Regions from separate parts of the Mus musculus genome. Here region 2 is linked to region 1. A link is a loop called in an ENCODE intact Hi-C map of the cell type or tissue named here. Cell type or tissue: heart. All regions are shown on one strand. Each heading gives the region's core, and the rest is flanking DNA. Links, peaks and the distances in the headings are about the cores only.

Region 1 (10,559 bases), core at 956-8,955:
CTGGTCAGCCTCAGTGTCCACCACGGCAAGGTTGAAATGTCCTGTGTTAAATGGAGATATTCATGGGCGCTACTCGAAGAGCTTGTCTTCAGAACCGAGGGCTCATCCCTATCTGTCATTTCTGCCTCCTTTCAGTTTCCTGAGTCCATGAGGGCAGAGGCCAGATGACTCTCAGCCAATGTTCTGCATCATCAGTAGTAATGGACATGGGCAGAGTTGAGCAAATATTTTTATTTGTTGAAATATGGGTCAAGTCTTTCCAGCCTCTGGAACAAGGTCCGAAAATAAGTGAGTCTCAGTATTTGTTGAATGGCTGGTTCTGTTTGTTTGTTTGTTTGTTTGAAAATTTCATTACTGTTGGCACTCTGTCTGGACTCCACCCCCACAGTTACCTGGCAACAGCCAGGTATGCTTCTCCCTACAGTTACCTGGCAACAGTCAGGTAGGCCTGGACCACTATAAAAGGGACTGCTTGGCTCCTCCCCTCTCTCTTGCCTCTTCTTACCTCTCTTGCCCTCTCGCTCTCCATACCCTCCCCCCCCCCCCCCGCTCTCCACGTGTTCATGGCTGGCCTCTTCTCTACTCTCTCCCTCTCTCTGCCTTTCTCTGACTCTACTACTCTCTTAACTCCCCTCCCCATGCCCTGAATAAACTCTATTCTATACTATACCGTTGTGTGGCTGGTCCCTGAGGGGGAAGGGATGCCTTGGCATGGGCCCTCTGAGACACCCTCTTCCCCCACACCTCCCCACACCCCTATAGAACATATCTTACTAGCTCTTTATCGTTTTACGATCACAACAATTACCCACTAATGTATGTGCTTTGGGAGACTTGTAAGAGACAGGCCTGGTCTTCTTTCTCCTTGTGTTCTCTGACAAGGTAGATGGTTCGTCAAAGAAATGACTTCCAAAGGCCCAAGACCTCTGTCAGCCAACCATGGAGCAGGGAGCCAGAAACAAAGTCATGGAGAGTTTTGGATAAAAGTCTTGCTGTTTAGGGGAAAAAGAAAAAGAAAAAAGAAAAAAAAAAAAAAAAAAAAAAGGAAACCAGGCCAGGCTTTGTGTAGCTTCACTGTGAAACAAGAGCTGTTTTCTGGGCCCAGAACCTGCTGTGTCCCATGTTTAATTTCTTCCATCTGTCTGGTATCTGACCTCTGCTGCCCTCTAAGCCATTGCCACATATTGTCTGCCTATGTTCCCATATAAGGCCATCTCTCTCTCTCCCTCCCTCTTGTCCTCTCCCTCTCTCTCTCTTTCTCAGGGTTGGACAGCAACACTGCTAGCTTCCTCCCCCCTCCCTCCCCCTGCCTTCCCTGGCAGCCTCTGCTGCCTGGATGGCCGGCTGAGAGTGGGAAGGGGCAGGGGGCTGCCAAGGAATGCGATCGGTTTATTTTTACTCCAGCTGAATTCTTTGCTTGGCCCGCAGGCCTCAGCCACTCGGGGATGTCACATGCCGATAAGCTAGTGGGGTGACTAAGATCTGTGGCTCAAATCTACAACACCCCAGGTGTGAGCCTTCGTCATGGAGTTGGGGGCAGAGGGGAGGGAGCAGGCAAGGGACATTGAGGTCATGGGATTCGCTTGTTTCCATTGCTCTGGGTCCTGTTCCCAGAAGGGCAAGTTTGGTCCTTCTGAGAAGCAATGTCAGGGCCTGAGATCTGTAACCACTGAGGCCCATCTCTGGGCAAAACTCAACACCTGCTAGGACATGGGGGTGAAGCTAGGTATCCGAGTGAACTGAGTAGCCTTGTGACCCTTTGAGACCTCACTCTGTTTTCTTCTCTATCAAAATAGCAACAGTACATTTGTTTGACACTATTCTGTTGTTGTAATGAAAACGTGCCCCATCGGGCAGGATTTTTGGTCTGTCTTGTTCTGTACTATTGCAGTGGCCCTTGTACTTGTAGTGCCTGGCACACAGTAGGTGGACACATATGTATAAAGCAATGCCATAAAATGTTTTTGTTTAGTGGCACCCAAGAAATAACAGCTGATTTGACCTTAGCCCATTTTGTGCTCATGGGCATCTGATAGACACCAGTTAAGTGCCAGGCCATTTTAGGCACTGAACAACATAGCAGTGGACAAGGCAAGAAAGCTAGAAGATGGCTCAGTTGCTAGAATGCTCACTTGTTCAATATATGTCCTTTGGGATGGGGTCTTTCCCTCAGCACAGTATCCTACGGGTTCGTCCATGGTACAGCATGTACCAGTACTTCATGTGTGTGTGTTTATATACACAGATGCCTGCAGATGCACATGTGTGCCCATACTAATGGAAGCCATATATCAATGTCCACTGTCTTTCTCAATTACTGTCTGTCTGTCTGTCGAGACAGGGTTTCTCTGTAGCCTTGGCTGCCCTGGAACTCACTATGCAAACCAGACTGGCCTCGAACTCAGAGTTCCTCCTGGTTCTGCTGCCTCCTGAGTGCTGGGATTAAAGGCAGATGCCACCATTGCCCAGCGCTACCTAAGTTACTTTCAATATGGTCTCTCACTGAACCTGGTACCCATCATTTTGGCCTAGACTGACAAACCGTTGAGCTCCAAGCATCCTCCTGATTCTCCCTTTCCATGCCTGACATTTCCCCATGGACTCTAAGGATTTAAATCAAGTCCTCATGCCTGCACAGCAAGCACCTCATCCCCCCAGCCCCTATTTTCTCTGCTTCTTGGGCAGACTCTCGTTTTTACTTTACAATGCACCAACCACGGTTTCCTTGTTCATACATTGGCTTATCCATCCTTTGGGTTCTGTCATTCCATCTGGTGCCCTATCAAAACCTTGCCCTGACGTCACCCATTCAGGAGACTGAGAAGGTCTTGGTCACGTGAGGAATGAAGCCCACCTGTGTCCCTCTGTTCCTGGCCTCTTCTCACCCTCTCCCACCCTCCCGTCAACCTTTTCCCGAATGGTTCTGAGTTTTGTAACAGCCCCAGAGGCAGCTCTATCGCTGGCTACCCTTAAATACTCCCCCTGGAAGTCTATAAATACACCAAACATTTAGCTCAGGAAAAGAAGAGAGAGAAAAAAAAAAGCATCGGAGAAGCATCCAGAACAAAAATATACTTTCGTTTCCATCACTGGCCAATGTGTGTGTGTGTGTGTGTGTGTGTGTGTGTGTGTGTGTGTGTTTTGTCCATTTTCCTCTGCTTTGACTCTGAAGTGTTTGCTTGGAGTTTTGTTTTTTTGTTTTGTTTTTTTTTCCAACCATTAGCTCCACATGGGTGGAGACAAGGCTGCTTAGCTGAATGTAGCAACACACGCCTGCAATCCAGTGCAGGAGACAAGAAAACTATGAGTTCAAGGTCAGCCTGGATTCTGAGGTTCTAGCTCAGAAAGAGAGGGAAGGTGGGGGCAGGTAAATGTGTTTGCCACACAAGCCTGATGACCTGGATCCAATCCCCAGAACCCACAAAAAGTTGGGTATGGCAACACCTATCTGTATCTCCTACCTTGGGAAGTGGAGACAGGAGAGTTGTCCCAAAGTTCACAGGTCGGTATGAAGTATGAGTATGAAGACACAAGCGAGCTACTATTTAATGAGTCAGAAGGGAGGAACTGACTCCTCAGGGTTAGTCTCTGACCTCCACACAATCAGGTTTCTTCATGCACATATACACATAAAATAATACCAACAAAAGTTAGACTATAGGGAGAGCGGGCTGCTTCAAGAGCCCCCTAGAGGCAAAGAAAACCCCACAATATGTTGATGTCAACCCTTGCAGAGTCCCTTAGCCACCTACCTTAGCCACCTTTCCTTCACTCTTCCATTACCCTGGGGGTGGGCCGCCTCTACCTTAATGGGATTGCCAACTGACAGAGGTCATCATTGATCTGCATGGATGACTTTATTATTTTGTAACTGCTGAAGTCTGACGTTGAGTCCCTCTTGTGCTATGAATGGACTCTCATGATAGGGTGCCCCACTCCATGGGCACACATGCTTAGGGATGCCAGCTTCCAGGGGTTTTCTGCAGGAGTGAAACTTTGAGTATGCCCACTCATCATCCCAGCCTGCAGCTCCATTCACAACCAACAGCTCTTCTGCCTCCATGAGAAGCCCGGGACAAGGACTGAGAGTCATTCAGACCGGAAGCCACAGGACTTGTGGCATGGCCTCTGTGGAGTGTTCCCATCTTTTCTAGGGCCCTGTCTCTAACCTGGGATACCTCTTGTCTCTGTTGACCCCCTTGAAAGGGGGGTGTCTCCTCTTCTCCCCCAAAGATTTCACAGCTTCTGTAGCAAGTGCAGATTTGCTATGGGAAGCATAGCCCAGTATCAGCAATGGGAATTGCTTCCCGAGGAGGAGAAATTGGGCCAGGCCGTGCCACACACGGTAATATTGGAGTGAGTTCTGACAGGTTTGTGAAGTGTTTCTCAAGGCTGCTGGTAAATAGCTCTCAGCCTTACTGATGATGGTTTGAGCCCCTGGGGGAATGTCGGGTGATGACTATATTTCAATCCAAATGGATAACCAAGGAGTCTATATAAATTGTAATAGAATTTTGGCTACTTTATTTAGCCCATTCATCTGGACAGTGATTTTCGGGCTTTGCAAAGTGTAGTCCATTTGCAAACACAAAATCCATTACTGGGAAAGCCTGACAAAGTGTAGCACCAGGCATGCATTTAATTAGACCTCCTGGAATCTCGTCCGTTTAGCTGAATGTTTCAGAGACTATTTATCTTTCTGCCTTTTAAGAGAGCACATCCTGCTACCACATGTGCCCACAAGATCCAACCGCCAGAGCGGAGAGAGCTTGGGGTACACTCAAACCTCAATTCAGGTTTCCATTTAGATCTAATGACTTTCATCTCCACGTAGCCTAGATGACCAAGGTGTTAAATGACAATTCTTGGGTCATGAAATGACCCACTTCTGAGTGTGTCCCAGTGTCTGGGTCATTTTCCCCTGTTTCCAAAGGATAAGATAACTCGGGTAGTGTGCACAGCCACCCCAGATGGGATGGCATCTTGGAAACTGGCATTCACTGAATGCTCGTTCAGGATCCAGAAATATCTCCTGGTCAGGATGATAAGTCTAAATTTAAGGCCCCAAACAGAAAACTGGCTTGGATTCATTGGATTCTGCACAGGGAGGCTTTTGTTTGGAAGTTCTGAACTGAAAAGGGGCTGGAGACGGTGCATGTGTGGCCCCCCTCAGACGTCTGTGAAGATCTAGGGACTCTACTATTACCCCTGTGGACCCTTGCCATCACGAGAGACAGATTTTTTTTTTTTTTGGGTGGGGAAACAAAGAAGAAACATTGTATCCACTCCATACAATGAATACATGTGCATTTTCTTTCGTTTTAAATTATCTCCTGTGCCCTTATGTGGAGCTCAGAGGACGAGTTTCAGGAGACTGTTCTTTCCTTCCACTCTGTGGGCTCCAGAAATCAAACTCAGGTCATGAGGCTCGGCAGCAAGAGCCTTTACTACTGACTCAGTTTCCCTCCCTCCCGCCTAGCACAGGCTGGCCTCAAGCTCATTATGTGATTAAGGATGACCTAGAATGGCTGAGAGTCTCGCCTTTAACTCCTCGGCGCTGCCCGTTTTAAGTGGTGCTGGGGATCAAACCCAGGGCTTTGTGCATTCTAGGCAAGCGCTCTACCAATTCAGCCACATTCCCAGCTTTGAGACATAGTAGCAGTCTCTCCCAACACAACTGGCCAATACTTGCTCTTGATGAAACACCATCTCTTCCTCTGCTAACAAGCCCAGCCCTTCCTTTTGGAGAGCCACCCTCATCCACTGTTCCTGGTGCTGTAAGAAAAGAATTGATTGATTCAAGAATGGTTTGAACCGGGGTGTGGTGTCCGTGCCTATATAAGGTGGAGCCAGGGCAGAGTTTGAGGCCAGCCTGGGCCACACAATGAGTTCCAAACAGGTCTGGGCAATATGTTAAAGACCATGTTTCAAACAAACAAACAAACAAACCAAGCAAACAGAATGGAGTGTGGCACAGTGGTATCCCAGCTACACAGGAGGAGTACCCCAGCTGAGACAGGAGGACCAAAGATCCAAGGTCAGCATGGGTGACTTACCAAGACTGCTTCTTTTTCTCCTCCTCCTCCTCCTCCTCCTCCTCCTCCTCCTCCTCCTCCTCCTCCTTCTTCTTCTTCTTCTTGAGTCAGGGCTTCTCTGTGTCTGTTCTTTGGCTGTCCTGGAACTCACTCTGTAGACCAGGCTGGCCTCAAACTCAGAGATCTGCCTGCCTCTGCCTCCCAAGTGCTGGGATTAAAGGCATGCGCCATCACTGCCTGGCTTGCAAGACTGTTTCAAAATCAAATATGACCAAAAGCATTTTTTAAAAATTTAAAAAGGGAATCATCTCCGGGTCCGGGGAGATGGCTTAGGCATTAAAATCATGTGCTGCTCTTCCAGAGAACCCAAGTTTGATTCTTGTCACACACACATAATGGCTGGTAGCAGTCTCTAACTCCATTTCCAAGGGTCTGATGCTCTCCCTTCTGGCCTCCATGGGCACTGCATGCATGTGGTGTACACACACGCAGACAAAAACATCTGTACACATAAAATACATAAAATAAAAATGAACATATGGGGGCAACAGTCTAACATCTTTTGGGCCAATGAGAGTCTTCGCCGAGAACTTTCTGGAACACTAGGCTGCCAGGACAGGGGTAAGCCTCCCAGTACTAGCAGCCCACCAGTACTAGCAGCCCATTCAGAGCAAAGGGGGAGGAGACAGAGATGGGGGGAGAGAGCAAGTCAAGATGACAGTGAACTCTTAGATTAAGTCATACAGGAGTGATATGAACTTCCCAATGACACAGCATCTAAGCACCTGTTTTAGTTTGCTTTCTATTTCCGTAATAAACTACCATGACCAAAAACAACTTGGGGAGGAAATGATTTACTTAGTTTACAGATCATAGTCCGTCATCAGGAAAGAAAAGGCAGGAGCTTGAAGCAGGAACCACAAAGGAATACTTCTTACTGGCCTGCTTCTCCTGAGATTCTCAGCTACCTTTCTTACATCGGCCAGGCCCACATGCCCAGGGGTGGCCTTGCTCACAACGGGCCCGGCCCTCCTACACACAATAAATTAATGATGTAATAAAATAAAAAGCAAGGTCGGAGGTGTAACTCAGTGGTAGAGTTCTTTCCTAGCACAGGCTATAGGAGAACAGGATGAGGAGGTGGAGGAAGAGGGGGTGGAGCGGGAGGTGAGGTAGAAGTGACAAGCTTTCAGAACCGCTGTTAGAGCCTGTTAGAAATCTATTCAAAATCTCAAACACAGTTCAGTTAGAAGGTACCATTAGGAGCTTACATACCAGACTTGACCAGGCGTCTCTGGGGGGAAAAGAAAAGCTACCCACAGTTTGTTTCAGACAGAATAAGCAAGGTCTCTATGCTGTAAAACTGTTGCTAGGAATGTCTTCTTAGACTCCTCAGTGAATCCCACCAAGGAATCACAGGGTGAAGTCAGTTCCTCCTTTCGTCTGTAGCAGGTGGGGACACCACAATCTGTCTCTGTGGAACCTGTCTCTAGGTTTGTGTGCCAAGCGCCTTTACCAGTTGAGCTACCTCAACAGGTCATTTGGATTCTTTTTACTGGTCTTTAAACAGCGCTCTGTCTAATGGAGACATGACAGTATGATTCCTTCAGCCATCCCTGTCCCCCAGTAAACGTCACACATACTCTGTCATCACTGAGACATCTTGGTACATTTCTCTCCGTCCTGGGCTGTTTAACTATATTGCCTCTCTTTCCCCATCATCTCTGTGAGGACAGAACCAACCCTATTGGGTCTTGTTCTCTATTGCATTTCCAGCAGTCAGCAGTATGGAATGCCTAATTTATCATTTGTTAGCTTGAGGTTGTGGCAAGTCTGGTATTACATTTACTGTTTCTCCAAGGATGTCTGAGCATCTAACCTAGTTTTCAGAGTAGGCCTCCATTTGTCCCGGTCTGTCTCTCCTCTCCATGTCTGGGTCTCTCAATCCATAGTTTATAATTGTTCCATGCATGATTTAACCTGGAGATTCTTTCGTCGAAAACCTAAATTCGGAAACCACGCCCAATGCTTTCTGACCCCAAACCCTATCCAGTCCTGCTTCAAACAAGTCGCCCCAAGTTTGGTAAATAAATGAATGAATGAATGAAACAGCACACGCAAACAGCACAGGTTAAGCCCTTTGTCAAGGTGAGAACGGTAGACGGTTCGCAAAGGTTATTATCAGCAGGAGTCTAAGTGGGAATAACAGCCAGAGTCACCCTAGGCTTTCTGCAGAGGTTCGGAACCCCAGGTACCAGGGCCAAGCTTTCCAGCCCGAGGCTCCGCCCTCCGGTGTGCGCGCGCCCCCCTCCTCCCCGAGCCAGAGGAAGTGACGTCACCGCATGGCAACCGTTGCCAAGGAGCGGTCTCTAAGAACCCGCAAGCGCCCCAGTGCCTCCCGAGGGTGGGGAGGTGGTTTCGTGAGGAGGATTTGAGGTAACCCCCGCCAACTCGCGGTCGGGAACTCCGCGAACCCCCGAATCCCGTCAAGCTGCGCCCGCTCCCGGCCGGTGGCGGCAGCAGGGCCTGTCGGGGGGCGGGGGGTCGGCCGCGCGGGTCCCCCTCGGTCTCCGGGCGTCGCAGGAGGCCGTAGGCCTGCGCGCGCTGCCCCGGCTGGGCCGGATACCACGCGCGTCCTGGTTTTAATTCTTGCCCCGGCTCCCCCTGGGTGCTGCAGTGGGTGAGTGCTGGTGAATTAGCTCGGCCGGTTGCGCTGGAAGAGGGAGAGTAATTGCTTTTGCTAATTTTAGCGCGCAGCGCCCGGCGGGCAGCGACAGCCCTACCTGGTTCAAGAGCATCTCTGTCCTCTGAAAGCTGGTGGGGCAACGCAGCTCATTTCTTTTCTTAAAAAAGTTTGGAAACTTGGCGTGTATTAGTTGCGCATAATGGGTACCACTGTATTCACACATGCATACATATAGTGTATTCCATCACCCCATCCCCGTTTCTCGCTCTTCGCTTTCCTGCTCCCACGGAATCCATTTCCTAACCCTTCTCCCTTCGACTTTTTTGCCCCCACCTCACTCCCCTTTTCTTTTGGAGGTCCAATGAGTTTAATTATGGTTCCCCACCCTTAGCAACCATTAAGTTGCCTGTAATAATCGTGAGCCCCTCCCCTTTTCTTCTCTTGGCAACATTTTCTTGCTTATCCAGATATTTGGTTTGATTTTGTGTTTCTCAGAGAAGAAAAAGCCGTATGGACAACTTCTAAATTAGTTTAAATATATGTGGATATAAGGATGTGTATTATATTTTTACAGTTGAAAACTTGAGCCTCCCAAGTTTTTAAAAAGTAAAGATATTCTCTGTAATTTATTTATTTCTGGCTTGTTTTTTGAGACAATGCTTCTCTGTAGAGTCCTGGCTGGCCAGGAACTCACTCTGTAGACCAGGCTGGCCTCAAACTCAGAAATCCTCCTGCCTCTGCCTCCTAGCACTGAGATTAAAATTGCACACTACTATCCCTGAGATAGTCTTTATATATAAACTTAAAAAGAAACCTTAAATTTAGCAACCATACTGGTTGTGCCATCCTTTCTTATCTTTTAGAACAACTTTATTTCCTTCCTTCTAGCTTCCTTCCTCCTTTCCTTCCTTCCTTTCTTCCAAATGTCTTCTAAATGTAAGCTTCACCCACCCAATTAAAGAACCCATTTCATGCCAGACTTGGTGGCTCTTGATTTTAATTCCAGCACTCAGGAGAGAGAAGCTTGGTCTACACCGTGAGTTCCAGGCCAGCTAAGGCTACACAGCAAAACCTGTTTTAAAAGGAGAGAAAGAGAGAGAGAGAGAGAGAGAGAGAGCGCGCGAGCATGTGTGTTGGGGGGGGTGGAGTAAGATGCTCAGGGCTTACTTTATGTCTTGAGTGAAACAGTATCTGTCTCATAGTTTTAACTAAGAAAGCATTGAGATGACTTTGTCGTCTTGTCCACCTCACCTTTTCTAGTTTAAGAGGGTCTTATAGTGCAGCCCAGGTTGGCCTTAAACTTTGCCTCCTTCTTTCTCAGCCGCCTCACTTCTGGGCTTACAGTGTGGGGCAGTGCTCAGGAATAGCAGTTCAGTTTTGTTGCTGTGATTTTGACAAGGTCTCAAGGCGCCCAAGCGGCTTTGACCTCACACTAAGTAGCCAAGCAAGGGCCACCTTGAACTTGTGATCTTCCTGCTTCCACCTCCTGAGTGCTGACGTTACAGGCCTGCTCACGGACCTCCAGTTAATTCAGTGCTGGGAATCAAACCCAGGGCTTCCTACATGTTAGGCAAGCCATCATAAATCCCCAGCCCAGCACTTCATTTTAGTAAAGCAGTTTCCCTTGGTAAAGCCATTTCAGCTGTTAAGAAATCAGTTATTCAATTTTAATTAAAAATTAAAAAAATAAACTTTAAAATATTTATTTTATAAATATGAATGTTTTGCTTGTTATGTATGTGTGCCACATGGATGCCTAATGCTGCAGATGTTCAGAAGATCCCCTGGAAACGAAGTTAGGGGTACTTGTGAGTCACCACGTGGGTTCTGGGAACCAA
Region 2 (10,559 bases), core at 1,634-9,633, 56 kb after region 1:
GTCTTTACTTGACTGCAGTAGTATTTTTATGTATGCAGCACTTTTTTTCATTTTTTAAATGACATGTCTTTTGCTTTAAATGACAGGTGAAAAAACTGAATTCCTTGGTATCAGAAAAGAAGTCAGCTTTAGCCCCAGTTATAAAAGAACTACGGCAGTTGCGTCAGAAATGTCAAGTAAGTTTGATGTTTTTGCTGTCTTGCTTAGGTGGACTCTTAGGTATTTTTTAAGGGAGATAATGGAAAGGAAACTAGTACTGAACTGACGCAGCATAAGGCAGTGATGGTGGGGCCCACAAATCAGTGAGGGCTGGGGAGAAGGAATTCAAACTGAAATGCAAAATGCAGCCAGATGAAATTTGTAAAAATCATTTGCATTTGAGTGCTGTAAGTATTAAATCTCATTCTTGTGTGGCCAAGTGAGGCAGAGTATCCCAGCAAGGCAGCCTTAGATGGATGGGCTTACTGTTCTGGCAGGCACAGCGGGCAAACGGCAGGAGGCTAAGCACAAGTGCCATTACTTGGAAGCTAGTTGTAACCAGGGCTTTAAAGGAGAACTGTCAGAGGTAAGTGCCCTGCACAGCATGCACGAGCCAGCGGCCAGCCGCTAGGTTTTGGCAGTAGTGCTGCTGCTTCATCCGTCTCCGGAGTAATTGTAAGTGTGAGTGTGAGCCATCTTGCCTGTGCCTGAGGACGGAACTAGAAACCCAGTTCTACATGAACACCATCTGTCAGAGTTAGCTCCAGAGTAGAAAATCACATAGACTTTGAAGTCAGCTATAGACATCATTTCCTTTTTATAGAAAATGCCACACAGTCTGAGATAGGTTTAGAAGCTTATCCAGACAGACAAATGGGAGACTCAAGGAAGGGTCTTACTTTAGCCTGCAAATTCCCCCCCCCCCCGGGGTCTTTCTCCCATTTTGCATAGCTCTGGCTGTCCTGGAACACTATGTTTACACCATGTTGGCCTTGGATTTAAAGAGATCCATGTGCCTCTTCCAAGTGCTAGAATTAAAGGTGAATGCTACCATGTCTGCATGTCCTGCCTAAGTTGCCTTATCTCAGTCTATCTCATTACACACTGCTGCCATCACAGAGGAGATCGAAGAGACAGCCCTGCTCTCTCAGGTTTATGCTCTAAGCGGTATGGTAGCAGCACATAAGGAAATTCAAGCAAGATAAAAGAAATCACATCTAAAGAGCAAGTAATGTATATATTACTTAGTATATTGTGGAATAGGCCAGAGGGATGCTATGAAACCAGAAAAGCTGTACGAGTGTTAGCAATGGGGACTTATAGATAGTGATGGTAAATTTGGTATTAACAATATTTATTAAGCACTAGCTATGTACCTTGTACTCTGACATTTCTCATTGGACCTGACAAACAATCCAAAGAGACAGGAACTTCCTTTATGGAGAGAAAGAAAGGAACAGAGGTGGGGAGGGAGGCAGGCAGGCAGGCATAGAGACTAGTGACTTGTCTAAGATTGTATAGTGGCAGACGGCAGAGCAAGTGTCTCTAACACTGCACTAGTAATGTAATGTGACCCCTGAATCTTTGGGGATCTTCCTCTATTCCTGCCACCTTCAAGTCTTTTTACCACTGTTTCTTTTTTCCCCGTATCATGGTCCCCCTCCTCCTCCTGTGGGAATTAGTTACGCCTCCAACCACAGGATGGCCTTTCTAGTCTTGTTATACCAGTGTTGACTACTAACTTCTCTGTTGCCCTTGATTTATTTGTGTGTTTTGTGGTGGTAGAGATGGAATCCAGGGCCTTTCACATGCTAGACAAGCACTAAACTAGGCCTGCCACTAAACTATTCCCTAGCCTTTCAGAGGTTTTTGTATGTTTTGTTTTGTTTTACTTTTCTGATGCTGCAGATGGAGTCCCACATTTGACACTTGCTAGGCAAAGCATTGTGTTGGTAAACTACATCCCCAAGTCCTAACACCCATTGTTTACATTCAGATTGTTGTAGTTGCCCAGAACTCAGGAGCTAAGGGAATCCCGCAGCCTTTGAGGCTGTGCCTTTTTATTTTGTTTTTGTTTCAGTTTGTTTTAAGTGAAGATCTCACTATGTAGTCCTGGCTGGCCTTGAACTTGTAGAGCTCAGCCTGCCCCAGTCCCAAAGAGTTGGAATTAAAGGTATGTGCCAACATGCCCAGTGACACTATCATACATTTAAAGACCAAGAGTATTTTAAAATATTGTATACTTTTAACTTTAATGGGCTATCCTCAGTTATTTCTATTGTATTTGGAATGCATTCTAAAATTAAGTTTTATAACTACTTAAAATCAAGAGTATCACCAACTCAAGATTTACACCTTAACATTTAATCATCTGTAACTAGAATAACACCTTGAAAAGTTTGTTTTCTTAGAGGCAATTCTATTGCTGTGTAATTAAATGGAATAACTAATTACATGCAATTGTAATTGTATACTCAGTTTAGAGTATACAATCTAATAGTTTAGTTTTCTTGAAATACTTTTTATTGATTGATTGTAAAACTCAGCTGGATGTGGTGGAACTGGAAGGGTAAGAGGTTCAAGGTCATCTCTGGTTACATCCACATGTTGAACTTGAAGCCATCATAGACTCCATGAAAGATCATGTATCCAAAAACCCTACAAACCCCCAAATTACACATGATTCAAGCTGTGCAGCACTGTCTAGGGGGACGTTTGGAGGGACTAGGATGTGGCACTCAGTTGGTAGAGTGCTTGCCTAACATGCCAGAGCCTAGGTTTAATCCCCAGCACCAAGCAGAGCTGGGACTGTGACAAACACTGTAACCCAGCACTTGGGCTGGGACGGGGTGGAGGATGATTGAGGTCATCTTGACCATAGATTCTGCTGCTATAGAGGGGTGCAGCCGCACCCCCTACAGCTTTCTCTCCATCCTAGGCCTAAGGTGTGGCCTTATACCCCAGCTTCACCAAGCTGCTAATTCCTAGCACACAGAAGCCCCGGATTACCTTGTAGGCCTTATTTCTAGGCCCAGCCTTCTCCCCTTTAAAGTCTCAAGGTGGCTTAGAGCACTTGCTGCTCTTCTAGAAATCAGAGTCTACATCAGAGCACCCACACAGCGCCCAGTAACTTTAGCTCCAGGGTTCTGATACCTTCTTCTGGCCACCATGGGCCCCTGCACATATGTGACAGATGACCACAGAGACATACATACATTGTCTTAGTTAGGGTTTTACTGCTGTGGATAGATACCATGACCAAGGCAACTCATAAAAACATTTAGTTGGGGCTGGCTTACAGGTTCAGAGGTTCAATCCATTATCATCGAGGTGAGAACATGGCAGTATCCAGGCAGGCATGGTACAGGCAGAGCTCAGAGTTCTATGTCTTCATCTGAAGGCTTCTATGAGGAGACTGACTTCCAGGCAGCTAGGATAAAGGTCTTAAGCCCATGCCCACAGTGATGTACCTAAGGCCACACCTCTAATAGTGCCACTCCCTGGGCCAAGCATATACAAACCAGGACATTCCTGTACATTTAAATAAAAGTAAATCTCTTTTTTGTGTGTGTGGGGGGGTTCGAGACAGGGTTTCTCTGTATAGCCCTGGCTGTCCTGGAACTCACTCTGTAGACCAGGCTGGCCTCGAACTCAGAAATCTGCCTGCCTCTGCCTCCCGAGTGCTGGGATTAAAGGCGTGCGCCACCACGCCCAGCGTAAATCTCTTTTTAAGTCTATAAAAGTAAGAAATTGCCTTTGTTCTGTGGCTCTGCCCAACTTGTGAGTGAGCAAGCAGTGTTGCTAAGGCGCTGTCTCGGTGCTTCTCTGCTAAACCCAAAGGGATCTTCATTAGAGAGAACAAGTTCAGTTGAGCGTGGGGCTATGCGCCTTTATCCCAGCACTCAGGAGACAGAGGCAGGAGGATCTCTGTGAGTTCAAAGCTAGCCTGGTCTACATAGTCAGTTCCAGAACAGCCAGAACAATTATACAGAGACCCTGTCTCAAAAAACAAACAAACAAACAAACAAACAAAAAACAGTTCAAGGCCAGCTAACGCTACCTGAGGCCTTGTCTCAAATATACTATTTTTCCTGTCTGCCCCTTCATCAGAGAAAGAGAATATAACTTAATAGGGCCTTAAATATTTTCCAGAAGTTTTATGGGAGTTAGTAAGTAGATTTTATTTGTTTATTTGTCTGTATGTCTATTTATTTACTTGTTTACTTATTGGCAGAGTCTAATTATATAGCCCTGGCTGGCCTGAAACTCACTATGTAGACCAGGCTGACTTTGAATTTACAGAAATTCACCAGCCTCTGCTTCTGCCTCCTGAGTGCTGGGGTTAAAGACACACAGTACAGACGTGTTTTTATTATTATTGTTAATTATTATTATTATTATTTAGTTGTGTGTGTGTGTGTGTGTGTGTGTGTGTGTGTGTGTGTGCATGCGGCAGGAGTGGGACAACGATGAGAGCTAGAAGAAATCCTAGAATCCTCTGGATCTGGATTGTAGAAGGTTGTGAGCTGCCCAGTGTAGATGGTTGTGAGCTGCCCAGTGTAGATGGTTGTGAGCTGCCCAGTGTAGATGGTTGTGAGCTGCCCAGTGTAGATGGTTGTGAACTGCCCAGTGTAGATGGTTGTGAGCTGCCCAGTGTAGATGGTTGTGAACTGCCCAGTGTAGATGGTTGTGAGCTGCCCAGTGTAGATGGTTGTGAGCTGCCCAGTGTAGATGGTTGTGAGCTGCCCAGTGTAGATGGTTGTGAGCTGCCCAGTGTAGATGGTTGTGAGCTGCCCAGTGTAGGTGCTGAGATCTGAACATAGGTCCTGTAAGCTGTCTAAGTACACACAACTGCTTTCTTTCTCCACTTAAGAGACATATGATTGTTACATTCATTCATTTATTTATTTTGTTGGGTGTGTGTGTGTGTGTGTGTGTGTGTGTGTGTGTGTACATGCACAGATGTCAGAGGTCAACTTGTGAGAGTCAGTGTGTGGCTCCCAGGGGTTGAACTTGGATATTAGGCTTGTCGACAAATCCATTACCCCCCAAGCCACCTCCCTGGCTTCTGCTTTAGCTCAGTGTGACCCATAGGGTAGCGGCTCCTCTCTGCAGCTTTCGCTGGTCTAGTTACACCAGCCGTATGCAGTCCCAATCCACAGAGACAGCACAGGCAGCAGGACTCTGGCCTGCAAGGTCTCAGCATGTGCCCCTGTGTCCAGGGATGCTCAGTGTGTGCCCCTGTGTCCAGGGATGCTCAGGGTGTGTTCCTGTGTCCAGGGATGCTCAGGGTGTGCCCCTGTGTCCAGGGATGCTCAGTGTGTGCCCCTGTGTCCAGGGATGCTCAGGGTGTGCCCCTGTGTCCAGGGATGCTCAGCGTGTGCCCCTGTGTCCAGGGATGCTCAGTGTGTGCCCCTGTGTCCAGGGATGCTCAGGGTGTGCTCCTGTGTCCAGGGATGCTCAATGTGTGCCCCTGTGTCCAGGGATGCTCAATGTGTGCCCTGTGTCCAAGGATGCTCAGGGTGCGCCCCTGTGTCCAGGGATGCTATGGCTAACCACGGTTGTCTTCAGGCTGATCATAACTCTTCCTTCTTAACCCTTAACCCTTTAGAAGTTTCCTCATTGAGAGCAGCTTGGGTCTACATAGGGTCCTCAGTTCCACCTCCTCGCCTGGTGTTCCCAGTGCTTCCCCTACCCTGTGGCTGGCATTATCCCTCTGCAGTGCAGACTCCTTTCCCCAAGATAGCACTGCTAGTCTCTGCTTCCCAAGACTGATGGTTCTAATTCCTTGGCAGTTCAGTTCAGCCTTGGATTTTACGAGACATTTGCTTCTCCTTAGCAACATTTGCAGATACTAATCATCACTGTGTATTTGCTAGAGATTTTCAGATTATCTCCTTCAAAATATCTAAATAAATGTGGAAACTACTAAAAGAGCTTGAATTCACCCTGCCTCTGCCCTTCATAGCAGTATAATCTCAGCAAGGCACTGACCTTCCTGCATGTTCTTTAAGCTTTATGTCAGCACCTCCTTCAGTATTGAAGATTTAGTTACTGTCCAGGGTTCTAATAGGATTCAGAGTTCTTATCACAGCCCACGTACATCTTCCTCCTCTTCTCTCCCTGTTCTCAGATTCAGTCCAAAAATGGACACTATTCACACATCCCTGAATTTTTGTTCTCCCTTGTTTCCAATCCTTTACACACAGTGTTCCTTAAAAAAAAAAAAAAAAAAAAAAAAAAAAGCATCTCCTTTCCCTTGCTCACCTTCTAATTATTCTTACTAATACCTCATTCTCGGTTTAGATATTGGTTTCTCCAAGATGTTGTCTCCACTGATCCCCAAGCCTAGATTAGGTTTGAAAGTCCTGTGTGCTCCTGCACAGGTCACACTGCAGCCCGTGGCTCTGGGCATCACTGAGGCTCCAGCAGCCCCTGGCTCTGGGCATCACTGAGGGGCGTGCTGTTTGTTCACTGTTGTATCCCAGCTCATAAGCTAGAGCCTGGCACACAGATCAGTACACGGCAGCCATTGTTCTTATCAGCACCTCCGCCTGTCATAATTCTTGACTGTCCAGTTGTTGTATAAATAACTCGTCAGCATGCCAGGAAGCTTAGAGTTAAGTTACAGGACTGACAAGGACGCGCATTGTTTCCGAGGCATGGTTTCTGCCTTTGTTTTCCACTTAATCATCTGCCCTTTTCAAACTAGGAACTAACCCAGGAGTGTGATGAGAAGAAAGCCCAGTATGATAGCTGTGCAGCAGGCCTTGAAAGCAACCGGTCCAAATTAGAGCAGGTAAGAAGAGGGCTTCTGTTTTAACAGTGCAGCCAATGCTGCCCACCTGTGCACATTTTCACCCCCTGAGTCATGATGTTCTTACATCTTTACCGCTGCCTTCTAGCATTCCTCCACAGTACCAGAAATTCTATTTCTTTAAACTTGAATTTTTCTATCTGTATGACCAATGCCTAAGGTCATCTCCTAGAGCAGACGTGATATCATATATAAGCCACCCTCCATTGGCTTCCCAGTACACTTGAAGTAAACCTAACCTTCAGGCTATGTTGTATGGGGTTCCTGCTGCTGGTCAAGGTCATATCTGTGTCCTGTAGTCCTCCTCCTTGTCCAGCATGGTGGTCTGTGTCTGAACTCCAAACTGGCCAAGCTCCGTTCTACTTCCAGGTTACTGTGTGTGCTCCTGTCTGCCTGGGACACTCAGTGTCTTCTTCCCCCTTATCCTCAGCACATAGATCTCAGCCTGAAAGTCAGCTCCTACTGATCCCTCTGCCTAGAGATTCCCACTCCCCGCCGCAGGCTGACACACCTTACAGTACCATCTCCCCAGGGCTGAGGTGTCCACATGAACCTGCACCCATGGGGACCACTCTTCATTCCTGTTTCCTTGTCTATGAGAGGAAGAACCCCATTTCTTCCTCACTGCTATGTCCCTAATTCTTACAAGAGTGCTAGACACACAGTAGGACTTAATAAATAAATGAGTAACTGCTGCTGAGGTTAGAACGCACTAGGACGAGTCTCAGGACCCGCGGTGCGGCTGCGCAGTCATCATAAAGCAGCAGTCCTGAGGAGCTGGTTCTGACGCTTGCTCTTCTGCTGTTCATCTAAAGCAACGAGTCTTCTGCTCTTTCAATCATTGGTTGCCCCTGTAACATTATCTACTGTAGGAAGTGCGAGGACTTCGTGAGGAATGTCTTCAAGAAGAAAGTAAATACCACTATACAAACTGCATGATTAAGGTAAGGCAAGGAGTGGGGTCAGAGGCTTTCTTGACAAAGGTTAAGTTTTTTTCTTTTGTTTGTTTGTGCTTTGAGACAGAGTCTCTCTGTAGTCCTGGCTGTTCTGAAGCTTGCTACATAGACCAGGCTGGCCTCAGATTCACAGAAATCTGCCTGCCTCTGCTTCCTGAGGGCTGGAATCAAAGATGTGCACCACCATAACTGTCCTAAAAATTATTTTATTGATTGTGTATGTTTGTGAACATACACACCATGTGCCCTGGTGCATGTGAGGAGATCAGAGAACAACTTACAGGACTCAGCATTCTCTTTCTACTGTGTGGGTACTGGGGATGGAACTCAGGTTGTGAGACTTGATGGCTCTTGCCTTTACCCACTGAACCAGTTTTAGGCCCCATCTGAGACCTCCCTCTAAGTATTAACAACTTCCTGAAACTTGTTTTATGTTACATGTAGAACCTAGAAGTTGAGCTTCGTCGAGCGACTGATGAGATGAAGGCGTACGTCTCTTCTGATCAGCAAGAGAAGAGGAAAGCAATTAGGTAAGTGATTTTTATTCTTATATGAATGATTCTTTCTCTTTAACTATACAAGATTTGTAAATAAGATAGGAACATAGAGAATATTTCAGCTGTCAGATGCTAAGCTGCTGTTGAACACTGAATCTTAGGATAGTCTAACCCTCCTAACAGGATAGGAGTACATATAATTGTGCTGCTTGCTTGCTTTTTTTCATGTAGAAAATATATATTTGTATAAAATATAAAATGTGTCACCTTAGCCACTTGTAAGCATGTGATTAGTGGCCCTGATTACATTCACTGTGCTGAGCCATCACCACTGCCTGGTTCCAAAGCCTTTCACATTGCATGAATCATTAGCCCCCCTCCAAGCCCCAGGAATATGTGTGCTTTTATATTTGCTTTCTGTAAGCATTAGCGTTTTAATGTCATCTCGTTAAGCACACATGGCTGGGACTCTGGTCATCTACCTGCTAATAGTGCAGTGTGGCAGCTGCCTTTTAGCTAGAAGCATGTGACTGCGGTATGCCAGCCTCTGAAATAAGAACTGTATGTAAACACTGCTTAGTCCTTGAATGGGGAGTTTATTTGTAGTCTCAACTGTGTTGTAGTCTTGCCTTAAATCAATTTGAATCAACTCTTGCCTTAAAATAATAAATTTGTAAAACATTTGCAAGTTGTAATAAAATGCAGTCGTGGGAGCGTATCCTTCCTCACTCACCATCACAGCTATGTCTTCTTCTTACTCGCCAGTAAGAACACTAAAGGGAGGAGTCATTTGTCTGAGCCTGCGCTTGAGATTTCGAGGGACCGTGCTTGCATTAGTGTTACCAGAAGGAGCCTGGGAACTTGTCTGTTGTAGAAGCTGTCTGTTGCAGAGTCTGTAGTGTGCTGGCAGGCGAGGCAGCCCGGAGATGTCCTATAAATAGAGACTTTAGTACATACTCTTACACATTAACTATAAAAGTCCTCATTTAGCTTCATTTACACAACGTAAACTTTACGGTTCTCCTTTTCTTTTTCTCAAGACAGAGTCTCACTATGTACCCCGGGCTATCCTGGCATTCACTCTGTAGACCAGGCTAGCCTCAAACTCACAGAGATCCACCTCTCTCTCATGCCTCCCGCTGCAGGGGTGTGGCCTGGCTCTGCTTGTGCTGCTGGGTTTCTCATCTTATCTTGCTAAATTCTTCTAATAGGACAATCTAAGTTTGCACAGAAAAATAAAACATATTTGCATTGAAATATAAGAGCTAGCCAGGCATGGTGACATGTGTTTAATCACAGCTCTTGGGAGGCAGAAGCAGGTAGATCTCTGAGTTTGAGGCCAGAGATGTTACACAGAAAAACCCTGTTTCACAAAACCCTAAACAAACAAACAAATATACAGAGTCTAAAGACTCCTCCCGTGTTCCTTGTATTGTTAAGGTTTCTATTGCTGTGATAAGATGCCATCAACCAAAGTCAGTTGATTTCAGCTTATAGGTGTTGGGAAGTCAGGGCAGGAATTCAATTAGGGGGGAAGCTGGAGGCAGGAGCTGGTGCAGAGCTGTGGAGGACGGCTGCTCACTGGCGTGTTCCTCATAGCTTGCTCAGCCTGAGTTTGTAGACCACCCAGGACTGACAGCCCTGGAGCAGCACCACCACACTGAGCAGGGCCCTCTTACATGTATTGCTGATTAAGAAGATGTGTTCCCGGCTTGCCTGTGGCTGGATCTTATGGAGGCATTTTCTCAGTTGAGAGTCCTTTTTCCTAAACGACTATCTTGTGTCAGATTGGCACAAACTACTCTGGACACTTCCATCTGTTCCTTAATCCTTTGACCTTAATATGTCACCTACTCTAAATTGTGCTTTTTTTCTTAAACACCATTAAAATATAATTGTACTGTAATTTTTCAATACTTTGAATTTTTCACTTTAAATGAGCTTTTAGCTCATAAAAATTATCTGTAAAACCAAAAAGTAATCATTATAAGTAGAAATTCAGTGCTTTCCAGACAAAATGTGGTGAGCATAGCGGCAGATACCTGTAACCTCAGCACTGGGAGGCTGAGGCTAGAGGATCGTGGGGTTAGGGCTGGCCTGGGCTACTTGAGTTTGAGGCCAGCCTGAGAAAAATGGCAGGACCTTGTTAAAGGTGTGTGTGTGTGTGTGTGTGTGTGTGTGTGTGTGTATTTCCAGCACTCAGAAGGCAAAGCAGACAGATCGCTGTGGGCTCAAGGCCAGCCTGGTCTACCGAGGTGAATTCAAAACCAGCCAAATACCTAGTAAGACCCTGTTGAAAGAAAGGAAGAA

Evidence for each region. Peaks named below come from ENCODE experiments on the same cell type or tissue, not always from the same donor. Only the 100,000 strongest peaks of a DNase experiment are listed, where the experiment ranks them.
Region 2: a loop joins it to region 1, with 3 times the contacts of the local background. A loop is called at or near these places in 8 of 42 quality-filtered maps.

Annotation. Positions count from the first base shown.
Region 1 is chr5:122,612,350-122,622,908 of GRCm38, reverse strand. Ift81 (intraflagellar transport 81) reads left to right here and starts at 8,365. Exons shown (of 19, transcript NM_009879.4): 1 at 8,365-8,471. In heart, for the core only: a CTCF peak has its summit at 8,677; DNase peaks (open chromatin) are centred at 1,338, 4,998 and 8,378; H3K4me3 peaks cover 1,573 bases; H3K27ac peaks cover 5,131 bases.
Region 2 is chr5:122,556,878-122,567,436 of GRCm38, reverse strand. It overlaps Ift81 (intraflagellar transport 81), which reads left to right. Exons shown (of 19, transcript NM_009879.4): 14 at 87-176; 15 at 6,692-6,778; 16 at 7,669-7,740; 17 at 8,197-8,282. Among named protein-coding and RNA genes, the nearest start is that of 1700040P09Rik, 48 kb to the right of the region's middle. In heart, for the core only: no CTCF peak of the experiment used is centred there; no DNase peak of the experiment used is centred there; H3K27ac peaks cover 1,412 bases.